Regions from separate parts of the Homo sapiens genome. Here region 2 is linked to region 1. The links are chromatin contacts, found by Hi-C or POLR2A ChIA-PET in ENCODE. All regions are on one chromosome and are shown on one strand. Each heading gives the region's core, a stretch centred on a gene start or an enhancer-like site at or near the end of the contact. The rest is flanking DNA. Distances are from core to core; before and after follow the strand shown.

Region 1 (5,782 bases), core at 854-3,353:
CAGAAACCAGAGCAGAGACAAAGCAGACAGAGGGGCTGATTCTCAAGACGGAAGGAAGCACAGTGGCCAGACTCTGCACGGTAACAAACAGCGGCCCAGAGGAAAGAAGGAGTGAGCTCTGCAGTATCTCAAGAAGACGAAGCATGCTGTGGGGAAAACGTGGGATCTGGTTAGGACCTGGTATCAAAGCTCCAAGTTCACATCCTTTTTCCCCTGTGTGGTGGTGACTGAGTAACTTAACCTTAGTAAACCTCAGAATCTTCTCCTACAAAATAGGGATGATACTATCTACTTCTCAAGGACTGTGTAAAGATTAAGATGATGGACTAAATAAGGTGATAATATAAAATGTCAGGAAAGCAATTATTCTTCCACTGCCTATCTAGGTTTAGTAAAAGCAAGAAACTGAGAGCTCCAACCAGTCGATCGCAGTCCCCTGAGGAGAGTGGAGAAGATAAGAACATCGGCAATTTGTCAACTGTCTTGAAGCACCAGGCACAGGCCTGGGTGCTTTACCAGAGTACTGTCTCCCAGGGGAAGTGGCACGCGGCCGGACCCAAGCCGGGTTCTGGTCCTGAGCCTCGGGGCATTGCACATGGCAGCCGGTATCTCTCAGCCAGGCCTGGAGGATGGGGCAAGAGCTGGGGATGAGGCTGCCACTTCTGCACCCATTGTGGGCAATGCCTCAGGGCACTCCCCATCAGCAGCGAAGGCCAGGCCAGGTGTGGGTAGCATGGGATCTGAAGCTCAGTTTCCTGCCTGATTGTCCCCCACCCCCACCCCTGCATATCTACACAGTGAAGGGCAGAAAAGCAAAAGGTGCCCCAGGGCCTCCCCTCAGGGATAGCTGGGCCCTGGGCTGCTCCTAAGCCAGATTTGGGGCAGGGGAGAGGGGAGTGAGGGGATTTGAAGAAGGTGGGCAGGCGAAGTCCCTGGGGTCTGCAGTGAGCACAGAGGAGGGCTTGGGGGCTTGGGGCCCTGCCCCACCTTCTGCTGGGCCATTATGCAGAACCTTTGCCTCTTAGCCCCTTGTTCATTCAGCTGGTGTTCCTCTGCACTTGCTGACACTGCACTTACTGCTGGACTTGTCCAGGAGCCCTGGTTGTCTCCTGAAAGGTGAGCCTCCATGCTGGCCCAACACTTCTCTCACCTCAATTTGCCCCATGTTCTCTGCTCGAGGGCCCTAAACATTGATGCTCGTAATCCTAGCTGCCAAAGGACAGGCATCCATCAACCCCCAGCCCCAGGGACCCCCTCACCTCTCTCCCAGGACTCAGAAGCAGCCCACACTGCTCTGACCCCCAACACATAAGCAGAGAATGACATTCCCCAGGATGCAGGAAGATCCAGGGAAACATCACAATGCCCAACTGGGCAGGCTATCAGCCCACGCATGGCACCCACATCCTGAGGGCACCCAGGCAAGGAGATAGGAGAGTGTCCCTTTTCCTCCCTATTTGGAGGAAGCAGCACCCCTTCCCAGAGGGAAAAAGCCCCGAGTCCTCAGAAAGGCAGACTGGAGTGGAATTTAAGCCCACGACACCAGATGCTATTCCTGGCCACATGCCTAAGATGACAGAGCAAGAGTACCTCAAGAGAAACACACATGCCTGCCTCCCACCCCTAAAACCACTGGGTGCCTGTGCCCCACACCAGCAACAAGGGCAGGTAAGCCCATCTGGGCAAGAGGCTGGCAACAGGATCATTCCTGAAAGTCAGCTGTCAGTCAAAGTCTGCACCAAGGAAGCTGCTATGAGAAGAAACCCTGGGTGTGTCCTTTGTACTCTGCTATCCTAAGCAAATGACCACTCCGTTAAAAAATCAGCATTGGCAAGTCTGAACGTGTGTCAACTGGTTTTTAAAATTTTTTAAAAGAAGGCCACAGCTACAGCAGAAAGTAGAGCCAACAAAGCCACCTTTGAACCCAGACAAGCTGAACCCTGACAAGCAGAGGAAAAGGCAGGGATACTGCGAGAGGTGGCAATGCAACACTCAACCACCTGTTCTCTCCTGCCCGGTTAAGGTTCTCATTCACTCTAGGAATTATCCACAGCAAACCATTCCTCCAAAGCCAGCTAGGCTGGGGCCAAGTCTCATGGAGCTGCCAGTACCTCCACAGCACCTAGCATGCAGCAGGTATTCAATAAATGTTCGAGTAGGAACAGGGGCACACAAATCAAGTAATGACTGGTGTGTCCCAATCACAGCCATTTCCAGGCAGCTGGTATGTACATGAGGAATACAGACTGATCTGACTTCAGCATGAGCCAAAAATAATGAAGAGAGGAAGTCTGCTATAAATCATCTAGCGCATTTAGAAGTCCTCTGTCGCTGGGCATTATCCATGCCATTGGCTTTCCTGCTTAATGCAGCAAACTGGATTGATACCAGAGGGATGGAGAACTCTTCTTGGAGTCTCCAAGTCTCAGCTGGGCTGCCCCAAGAGCCAAAACAGAACTGGAAGGATGAAGGCCACGGAAGGGACAGATTCTCACGCCCCCATCCATAGGGTCTCACAGAAACGACTCCTTGCCCTGAAGGACGCTGGGGAGTTAGGACAGAGGTCCTTGACAAAGGAGTGAGTCAGGTCCCTGTTGTGAGCACCCCAAGTGCTAGCACAAGTCACTTAAGCTAAATTGCTCTTGTCAAAACAAGCCCTCTGCCAGCACTCACGAGGCTGGGCCCGGCTTTCATCACCGACACTTGCTGAGCTGTGGAATTTAGCCAACAGGCCAGAAGCATCACGCCCCCCCCCCCCCGACCCCCCCGCAGGTAGCAGAGGATCAGGACTGGCGAAGCATAGGCTCTGGGCTGGAGCTTTACTCCCATTTCTACCACAGGGTGATTTGGCAACCTTGGGAAACATCTCTTTACCTTTTGGTTCCTATAAAATCAGGATAGGGCTTCCGCATATTCGATGGAGAAGTTTCTAGTGATCATATGGTCAACTCCCAAATCTCCATATTAAGGGAGGCAACAGTACATGGGCAGCACCATGGGACATAAGCACTCATGGTTAAGGTAGAAAACACAGGAGAAACCACACAAGTGGATGCTGAAGAATGACATGGCTAAGTTCAGATTGCAAATGCCTCTGTCGGCCAAAGAGGTCAAGACAGGCATCAGGGAGGGGGTAAGGTTTGGGCTGGGAGCTGAGTAGGGTTGGGGTGTGGAGGGGAAACTTTTGAATGAAAACAACAGTCCTCAAAAAATCACAGCACAGGTGGGGCAGTGAAGAGGCCACCATAGCAGGATCAGAGAGCGACAGATGATGAAGCTGCATCAGTCAAATGGCCCAGATGGTGAACCACTGTCTGCCAGGATGGGAAGCTTGGCTTGGTCCCACAAGCAATAAGGAGCCACTACAAGCTGGTAATGGGGGTTGTTTCATGATATTTAATAACAGCTACTGTCTACCAGATGCTTACAGTGTGCAGGTATAGCCTCATCTAATCCTCGGGACAACACTATGGGCTGGGTGTAATTAGAATTCTCATTTTACAGACAAAAAGAAAGTGAGGCACAGTGAAGTTAAGCAACTCGCTCCAGGCCACACAGCTAGGAAGTAGTGGCACTGGAACTTGAACCAGGGCCAACTGACTCTGAAACCCATGGTCTTAATCACTGTGCTACACTGGCTCCACCCCAGAAGGAAGAACTATTTGTCTTCTTTGGCAAAAGGGGGGCAGCAGCATCTGTCTGGAGGCTGGGTCTGCAGACTAGGAATGCTGCTGCACTCAAGAGACGGGGCTGGGGCTGGGAGGGAGGGATGAATCCAATAGATTCTATAAGGGAAGTACTGGCAAGATTTGGGACTGACCCACCCAAGCCTGGGGAAACTTGAATGTTTATGGAGACCTTGACAGAGACGGAAAGTTGAGAAGGACACCAATTATGGGGCACATGATGAGCTCACACTGAAGGGTTGAGAAGTGCCCATCAATGGGCACTCATATCTCTCCTTGAGAAGTTCCTCTTCTCCCTCTAACTTAGACTTCACCTGCAGCCCAGGTCTTCACAAATTACCCTCCAGAGGAATTAAGCCTCTCACCATCTGTCAGCCCCTTCACAGGCCCCATCCCCTGGTGACACCTCCACCCCTGCCCCCAGCCCTTTTTCAAGGGCAGCACATCTGTCCCGAGGAGAAAGGGCTGGGATCTGGTTAGTGTCGGCTCACTGCTGAGAAGTTCGACGTGGAGGACTCATTTATCTTCCAGTCTGTGTGTGTGAAAGTATGCATGAGTGTGTCAAGAACCTGCAGATATAAACAGCTCTGCCTCAGAGAAGGAAGCATACTCTCATTTTTCCTCAGTGGACGACAAACAGAGATAAACCAGACGCTAAGTTTTCTCAGGTCCTGTTGCCAGTAATCTCAGCCAAGGGGGCACTGGCAGGGCATGCTTCCTGAAGACTCTGGGACCCAGTGGTCCTCAAGGCATCACCCCAACAGCTCAGTGCACCCTGTTTTTGGGCTCAGCCACCAGTCTGGGGCAGGCCCCCCATTCCCAGTTCTCAGAGCAATCTGGAGAATGAGGGATATTTATAATCCAAGGTCAGCTGGCGCCATCTTGCTTCTTGGGAAAGAATGTCTTCAGCTAAGAGTCTGCCCCAAGAATGCTCGAGGGGTCAGAGGGACGAGAGGTCTCCAGCAGGCCAGTCATTCTAACAGCTTATTTCATCCTTCAGTGTTTCCTGAGGGCCAACTGTGCTGGGCACTCTGGCATGTGGGGGATGCTGGATAGGGCATTTGTGTAGCAAGTGGATAGCTGAAAGGCTGGGCAGAGTGACCACGAGGGCCTCATTTAGCCCTGGGTAGTGAATGCCTGTTCACCTGTCCATGTCAGTATGTCTGTCCTACTATTCTAGTGATTCTTAGGTACGCACTGTGAGGAAGGCAGCCCACAGTCCCAGAGCTGGGACTCCACGCGAGCCTTTGGAGCATGGCGGGAATCATGGTACTGATGGTGATGAGGAGTTTTAACCCAAAAGCTGTTGAGAGCATGTGTGCAGTAGCCCTGAAAGGCCTTAATCCGCCTGCTCACCAGGGCAAAGGCTGCCCGGGTGCAAGGGAGACTGGAGGTCTGCTGGGCAGTCCTGCCTGTTTCAGCGGGATTGTGACTAAGGCAGCCCTCAGTTTGGGGGCCCACAGAATTGAAGAGCAAGGAAATGCCAAGAGTGTAGCTGAGATGGCCACAGTTAAGCTAAGGGGCTACTGCACACATGCTCTCAACAGCTTTTGGGTTAAAACTCCTCATCACCATCGCTGCCATGATTCCTGCCACGCTCCAAAGGCCTGCGTGGAGTCCCAGCTCTGGGACGGTGGACTGTCTTCCTCACAGTGAGTGCCTAAGAATCACTAGGACAGCTAAGGGGTTCTTGGCCTTCGTGCATTTGTAAGAGAAATCAAAATTTCTTCAAGGAGGAGCATATGTTCTTTCTGCCTGAGGCCCAGGGTGGTCTCCAAGTCCAGACTGTATATTTTTGAGAAAAGTGTCATTAGAAGGAGGGGACACCTATTCCTAGAGGTCTCACCCCACTCAGGGCCTCAGGACACTGTCTGCTGAGTGGAAATCACCGCCAGCCAATGGGCCACCCTCCTACTATGTGTGTGCCCACAGAGGCCCAAAATAAATAACAATGAACGCCTCAACCTTAGTCCCAGGTGGCCCCAGAGCAGAGTGGCTGGCGTGAGTGAAGATGATGAACTGGCCAGAAGGAGGATGAGAATGGGGAACAAAAGTCTGGGCAGGCAGGAGGGGGAAACCAGGACGAGCCCTCAGCA
Region 2 (5,908 bases), core at 3,019-5,518, 37 kb after region 1:
CATTTTATTTTATTTTATTTATTTTGAGTCAGAGGCTCGCTTTGTCGTCCAGGCCAGAGTGCGGTGGCGCCATCTTGGCTCACTGCAACCTCCACCTCCCAGGTTCAAGCAATTCTTGTGTCTCAGCCTCCCAAGTAGCTGGGACTACAGGCACCTGCCACCAGGCCGGGCTGGTTTTTGTATCTTTAGTAGAGATGGGGTTTCACGATGTTGGCCAGGCTGGTCTAAAACTACTGGCCTCAAGCGATCTGCCTGCCTTGGCCTCCCAAAGTGCTGGGATTACAGGTGTGAGCCACCACACCCAGCACTTTTTATTTTTCATCTCTGATACTTTGAAATCTGGGGTCTCGCTGACCCTGGAGGGACCGACTGCTCTTCCCAGGCCTAGCCAATTCCTAGAGACAGTAAATGACTTGCTTGTGAGTGCACCTTTCATATGCAAACCAACCAATCCAGAGGCCATACTCCCAACCACCTTCTTTATTGGGTTCTTATACTCAAGGCCATTACTTTCCTACCCTAATCACCCCAGGGTCAGGTACTGAACAACCAGAGACAGCCTCTAGGCTCCAGGGCCTGCTGTAGTTATTCAAACTGCCAATCCTAAACCTGCTGACCCCGCCTCTCTGTTCCTTCCCTGGAAACCACAATAAAGGCTCTTGCCCACATTTCTCCCTGGCTCCCTCTGCCTCCTGACTGACCCTGGCATTTCCCCGTGTGGCCCCCGCATGGCATGGCATGGCATGTGCCCTCCTCTTGGGAGCCATGAGTAACAAACTATCTTTTCCACGGTGGTTGTCTCCCGATCTGTTGGCCACACCATACCTGAACAATAATAAAACCTACGGTTTAAAATACCCACATGCAGGGCTCCCCAGGCAGTCACAGAGATTATTGTCTGGTGCCCCTGATCAGCAAAGCGGCGTTTTCATTTCAGTTGGAGAGAGTGAAGAGGAGAGGAAAGGGATTTTTTTCTTTCCTCCTGAAATTGGGCTCTTGGGACTCAAGGTTATTCCCTTTCCATTTCTCCCATGGTCACTCAAAATGGCACAAATAATGGCTTAATGAGCACTGGCTCTGTTGTAATGATGGGAGGGACAAGGACGCTTGGCCGACCGGGGTTGAGCAAGTCTGCACTCCCATGACTCCACCCAGCTGGACTCCTAATAAGGCCCTCTCAACAGTGCCTGGGCCCTCTCCACTTGAGCTGGCTCTCCTCCAGAACACGCCACTGCCTTCCTTGGCCAGGCTGCCACTAGCACACCCACCCTGCAGGCCAAGCCGCCGCCACTGCTCCTGCTCCTATGGGAATCCAGGACCTTTTCCATCTGGGCACCAGGTCACTCCTTGGTTTTGGACCAAAATGCCTCGCTTTGAAACCGTCCACACCCAGACCTGCAGACATCTTTGGAGTTCAGCCACCACATTTCCCTGAACTGGCTGCTCCTCTATTCTAGGAACGTGATACCCCCTCAGCTGCCCCTCCTGGCCAAGCTTTATCCTCCCACTCTGACCTCTGGGTCCCTCAAGGCCACATACCCAGCCCCAGCTCTAACCATCAACTCTCCCTTCTCCAGACACCCTACTGCTCTCAGCCTCCCCACAGGCCATGCCATCGCCATCAGTGCACACCCCTCTCCTGAGATGCCCTCTCTTCTTAAACATGCATCACACTTCAGCAACCAGCAGTAGCACTTGGATTTCTCTGGTCATCAAAAAGAATGGGATCAGATAAATGAAATGTGCTCTAGCTATAAAATGGAATATTATTCATCCATAAAACACGAATAAAGTACTGATTCATACTACAATGTGGATGAACCTGAAAAATATTTTGCAAATGCCAGGTATAGTGGCTCATCCCTATCATCTCAGCACTTTGGGAGGCCAAAGCAGGAGGTATCGCTTGAGCTCAGAAGGTTAAGACCAGCCTGGGCAACATAGTGAGACCCTATCTCTACTAAAAAAAAAAAAAAAAAAAAAATTAGCTGGGCACGGTGGTATGCACCTGCAGTCTCAGCTACTAGGGAGTCTGAGGTTGGAGGATTGCTTAAGCCAGGGAGATAAAGGCTACTGTGAGCTATTATATGATCATTCCACTGCACTGCAGCCTGGGCAACAGAGTGAGACCCTGTCTCAAAAAAAAAAAAAGTTGCAAAGTGAAAGAAGTCAGACACAAAAAGATACATATTGTTATGATTCCACTTATAGGACATATCCAGAATAGGTAAATCCATACAGACATTAAGCAGACTAGTGGTTGCCAGGGGCTGAGGGGAGGAGGAAATTCGGAGTGACTACTAATGGGTATTGGGTTTTCTTTGGGGCTGACAAAAATGTTTGGGATAGACAGAGGTGGAAAATTGAATTTCATCTCAATTTTTTAAAGCGTGGTTTTTTAGAAAACGCATCAATTATGTACAGAATTATGTACAGTGGCCACATAAAAAGAAATATCAGAGGTGGTCTCAGAGAATACAAAGAGCCCTGGACCTACGGTGAAAAATCTAGACACCAGTTCCATGTTTGATGCCTGGGACACATTAAGCAAATCATGGAACATCACTTCCAAGGGATGCTCTACCGCATGAACATGGTCGTAACACGTATTTTCAGTGTCGTTATGAGAATCGAGTGAGATAATGTAGGAACAGCACACAAAAGACATTCATTTGTACACTCAGCAAGAAAATTAGCATACAAATGTTACGTTTTTTGTTTTTTTTTTTTTTTTTAAAGGCAGACGTTGGCCGGGCACGGTGGCTCACGCCTGTAATCCAAGCACTTTGGGAGGCCGAGGTGGGCGGATCACGAGGTCAGGAGTTCGAGACCAGCCAGCCCAATATGGTGAAACCCCATCTCTACTAAAAATACAAAAATTAGCTGGGCACAGTGGCATGCGCCTGTAGTCCCAGCTACTCGACAGGCTGAGGCGGAAGAATCACTTGAACCCAGGAGGCGCAGGTTGCAGTGAGCCGAGATGGCGCCACTGCACTCCAGCCTGGGCGACAGAGCAAGATTGCATCTAAAAAAAAAAAAAAGCAGACACAAAGTTCTAGCTGTACTCGGCCGGGCATGGTGGCTCACTCCTGTAATCTCAGCACTTTGGGAGGCCGAGTGGGTGGATCACCTGAGGGTAGGAATTCAAGATCAGCCTGGCCAACATGGTGAAACCCCATCTCTACCAAAAATACAAAAATTAGCCAGGTGTGGTGGCAGGTGGCTGTAATCCAGCTACTAGGGAGGCTGAGACAGGAGAATCGTTTGAACCCAGGAGGCAGAGGTTGCAGTGAGCCGAGGTCCTGCCACTGCACTCCAGCCTGGGCAACAGAGTGAGACTCTAACTCAAAAAATAAAATAAAATAAAAATAGCTATAACAAACCACATTTACTTACATAAAAATGTATCTCTGTAGATAAAGTATAGAAAAGATTTAGAGAGCTAGCTGGTGTTTTAAGCTTATGAAATATTTTCTATAAAATTATCTATACAGGCAGCCAGGCTCTTGATCTGGCTCTGCCTATAACCAGCCTGGAAAGTCTTTATAAAATCTGCTCCCCATCTGACCTTGGGTTTTTAGAAAAGTTTAACCCTTATAAGGGTCTGCTTTAACTATATCCACTCAACACCTAGTTCCTCTATGTGCTAGGGGCTGTGCTAGGTGCCATGGGGGCCCCCAGGGATTGGTAAGAGTGAGTCCCAATACTCCAGGTGTGTACAGTCGCAGGCCATGAAACCAGGTAGCATGTGGGGAAAAAGGACAGACGGCCCAGCACATGCTAGTTCTCAGGGTGGCCACTGGAGAAGGTATCCTTGGAGTCAGGGTCTAAAGGTGGGATGCAGCTTTCACAGGTGGAAAGGATGTGTTCCTGCTAATAGTCCTGTCCAAGCAGCACAGATAGGTAAGGGAAGCACCACCAAAAATCCTCAACTGATTATCTAGCACAGTGGTTCTCCAAGTGGGATATCCAGAGCAGGAGCAGCTGCAGCATCACCCAGGAAGCAGCTAGACATGCAAATTATTGGGCTCCACCTCTGACCTTGTGACTCAGAAACTCTGGGAGCCCAGCAAGCTCTCCAGGAGGTTAAGATGCCCACTCATGTTGAGATGCCCCTCTTGCACCTCACCTGCTTCCTTAACAGAGGCCGGGCAGAAGGTAGAAACTGCCCCAGAGACATTCCCTCACTCACCGGCCCCTCCCACCCTCCAAGCCCCAGTTGGATGAGCTGAGAAAGTTCCCTGTGGTTAGAGGAGCTAATCTATCACCTGGATATAAATTAACTTGCCCTCTCTCGTCACCAGCCCACTGACCTGGGAAAGGCAAACACGCAGCTGGCAGGGAAAGAGCAGTAATAAATCTCTTTTTCTACAGGTCCTCCCACACCCACTTCCCCAACTGAGACCTGTGTTCCCTGAGGCAGTGTGGCCCCATAGCCCTGAGGTCCCTCTGCTCTCCCACATGAGCAGGTGCTGGATCCGGTCAACCCAGTGAGAGGCCCCCATCTGCCCTCAGGGCCTCCACCAGAACTAGGAGAATGAGAAAGGGAGGGAAGGATGGGGGCTGGAACACAGCTCATCACCCTTAAGGATGGCAGAGTGACTGGAAGCTTCCCTTGTAGAACTCCTCAGGAAACAGCCCACAAAGACTCCCTCCAGGGCAGCTCTGTCTTGGCAGAGTTCCATCCCCCTCCTCCTCCTCCCCCAACCCTTATCCCCCAATTCCTCCTCCTCCTCCTCAACACAGCAGCCTGGGGCCACCCCGTACCTCCCAGGCATAAGTAGGAATGGTAGAGCCATATCCCAAGGTGAACTGCCTGTTGGGGAAGGGCTAATCTCCTATTATTCCAACACCCTTGGCCACATCCTGCACTCTGTCTGCCTTTGGAATGACCAGGTGAAAACCAACATAACGTCCACCTTAGAAAGCTGCAGTAAGAATGAAATCTAACAGGACACATAAAGGACATAAAATAAAGGCTCAACAATGGCAGCTCTTAGATTAATCACCATCACATCCATTCTTTTTTTTTTGGAGGTAGAATCTCACTAGCTCTGTCGCCCAGGCTGGAGTGCAGTGGTGCAATCATAGCTTACTGCAGCCTCGAACTCCTGAGCTCAAGCGATCCTCCCACCTCAGCCTCTTGAGTAGCTAGGACTACAGGCATGTATCACCTTGCTGGGCTAACTTTTTCATTTTTTGTAGAGATGCAGTCTCACTATGTTGCCCAGGCTGCTCTCAATCTCCTGGCCTCAAGTGATCCTTCTGCCTGGGCCTCCCAAAGTGCTGGGATTACAGACGTGAGCCATCTCACCCCATCCTTATTCAAACTACTTAAATAGCTATCACCTACTGGATACGGCCTAAATTCCTTAGCACTAGCCATTCCAGCACCCACTTATCTCCAAAGCAGCAGCTATACCAAATCACTCAGGTTTGTCAAATATGCCCTCTACTACCAAGCCTAACCCGTTCCCTCCATGAGCCTCCTGTTTCAGTCTGCCAGAAAGCTCTTCTTCCTTGCCCTGTGCCTCCACCAACCTCTTCCATTGCAGTTTCCCTGGGCCTCCTGGAATCCACAGTCAAGGGCGTACTAGTGCCTGCTTCGAGGAGAGCCTGCCATCCACCATTGGGGTCCACTCAGAGGGCTGAGCAAGTATAAGAGCAAAACAAGTGTCTGGCAAGTGGACTGGATTCCCTTCAGTTCAGAAGGGAAACCAGAGCCTCAAATAAGCAGGGAGCAGACCCCTGACAGGCCTCACCGATCACTGACTAAGGAGTTAGATCACCGGGCTGGGGGCCTGTCCTCGGCACCTAGGGGAGGTAACACTCATAGTGCCTGAACTGAGACAGAAACTCCTGAGACAACAGATGCTGACTCAGCCTGAGGGGACAAAGGACAAAGGCC

Evidence for each region. A loop is a pair of places that touch in the nucleus more often than their neighbours do. ChIA-PET counts read pairs that join two places held with the same protein, here RNA polymerase II (POLR2A). Pooled maps may share reads with other maps.
Region 2: a loop to region 1 is called in a map of sigmoid colon, with 2.0 times the contacts of the local background. The contact joins two enhancer-like sites. A Hi-C loop is called at or near these places in 4 of 168 maps with a recorded cell type or tissue (Right ventricle myocardium inferior, ascending aorta, heart right ventricle and 1 more) and 6 of 50 pooled maps. POLR2A ChIA-PET finds 5 or more read pairs at or near these places in 6 of 52 experiments (A673, AG04450, BJ and 3 more).

Annotation. Positions count from the first base shown.
Region 1 is chr3:123,371,013-123,376,794 of GRCh38, forward strand. All of the region lies in intron 1 of ADCY5 (adenylate cyclase 5), which reads right to left. Among named protein-coding and RNA genes, the nearest start is that of ADCY5, 75 kb to the right of the region's middle. Within about 2 kb of position 2,104, at least 7 of the 41 ENCODE cell types and tissues checked have a DNase peak (open chromatin) inside an H3K27ac peak, as active enhancers do.
Region 2 is chr3:123,405,628-123,411,535 of GRCh38, forward strand. The region is part of intron 1 of ADCY5 (adenylate cyclase 5); the gene reads right to left. Among named protein-coding and RNA genes, the nearest start is that of ADCY5, 41 kb to the right of the region's middle. Within about 2 kb of position 4,269, at least 4 of the 41 ENCODE cell types and tissues checked have a DNase peak (open chromatin) inside an H3K27ac peak, as active enhancers do.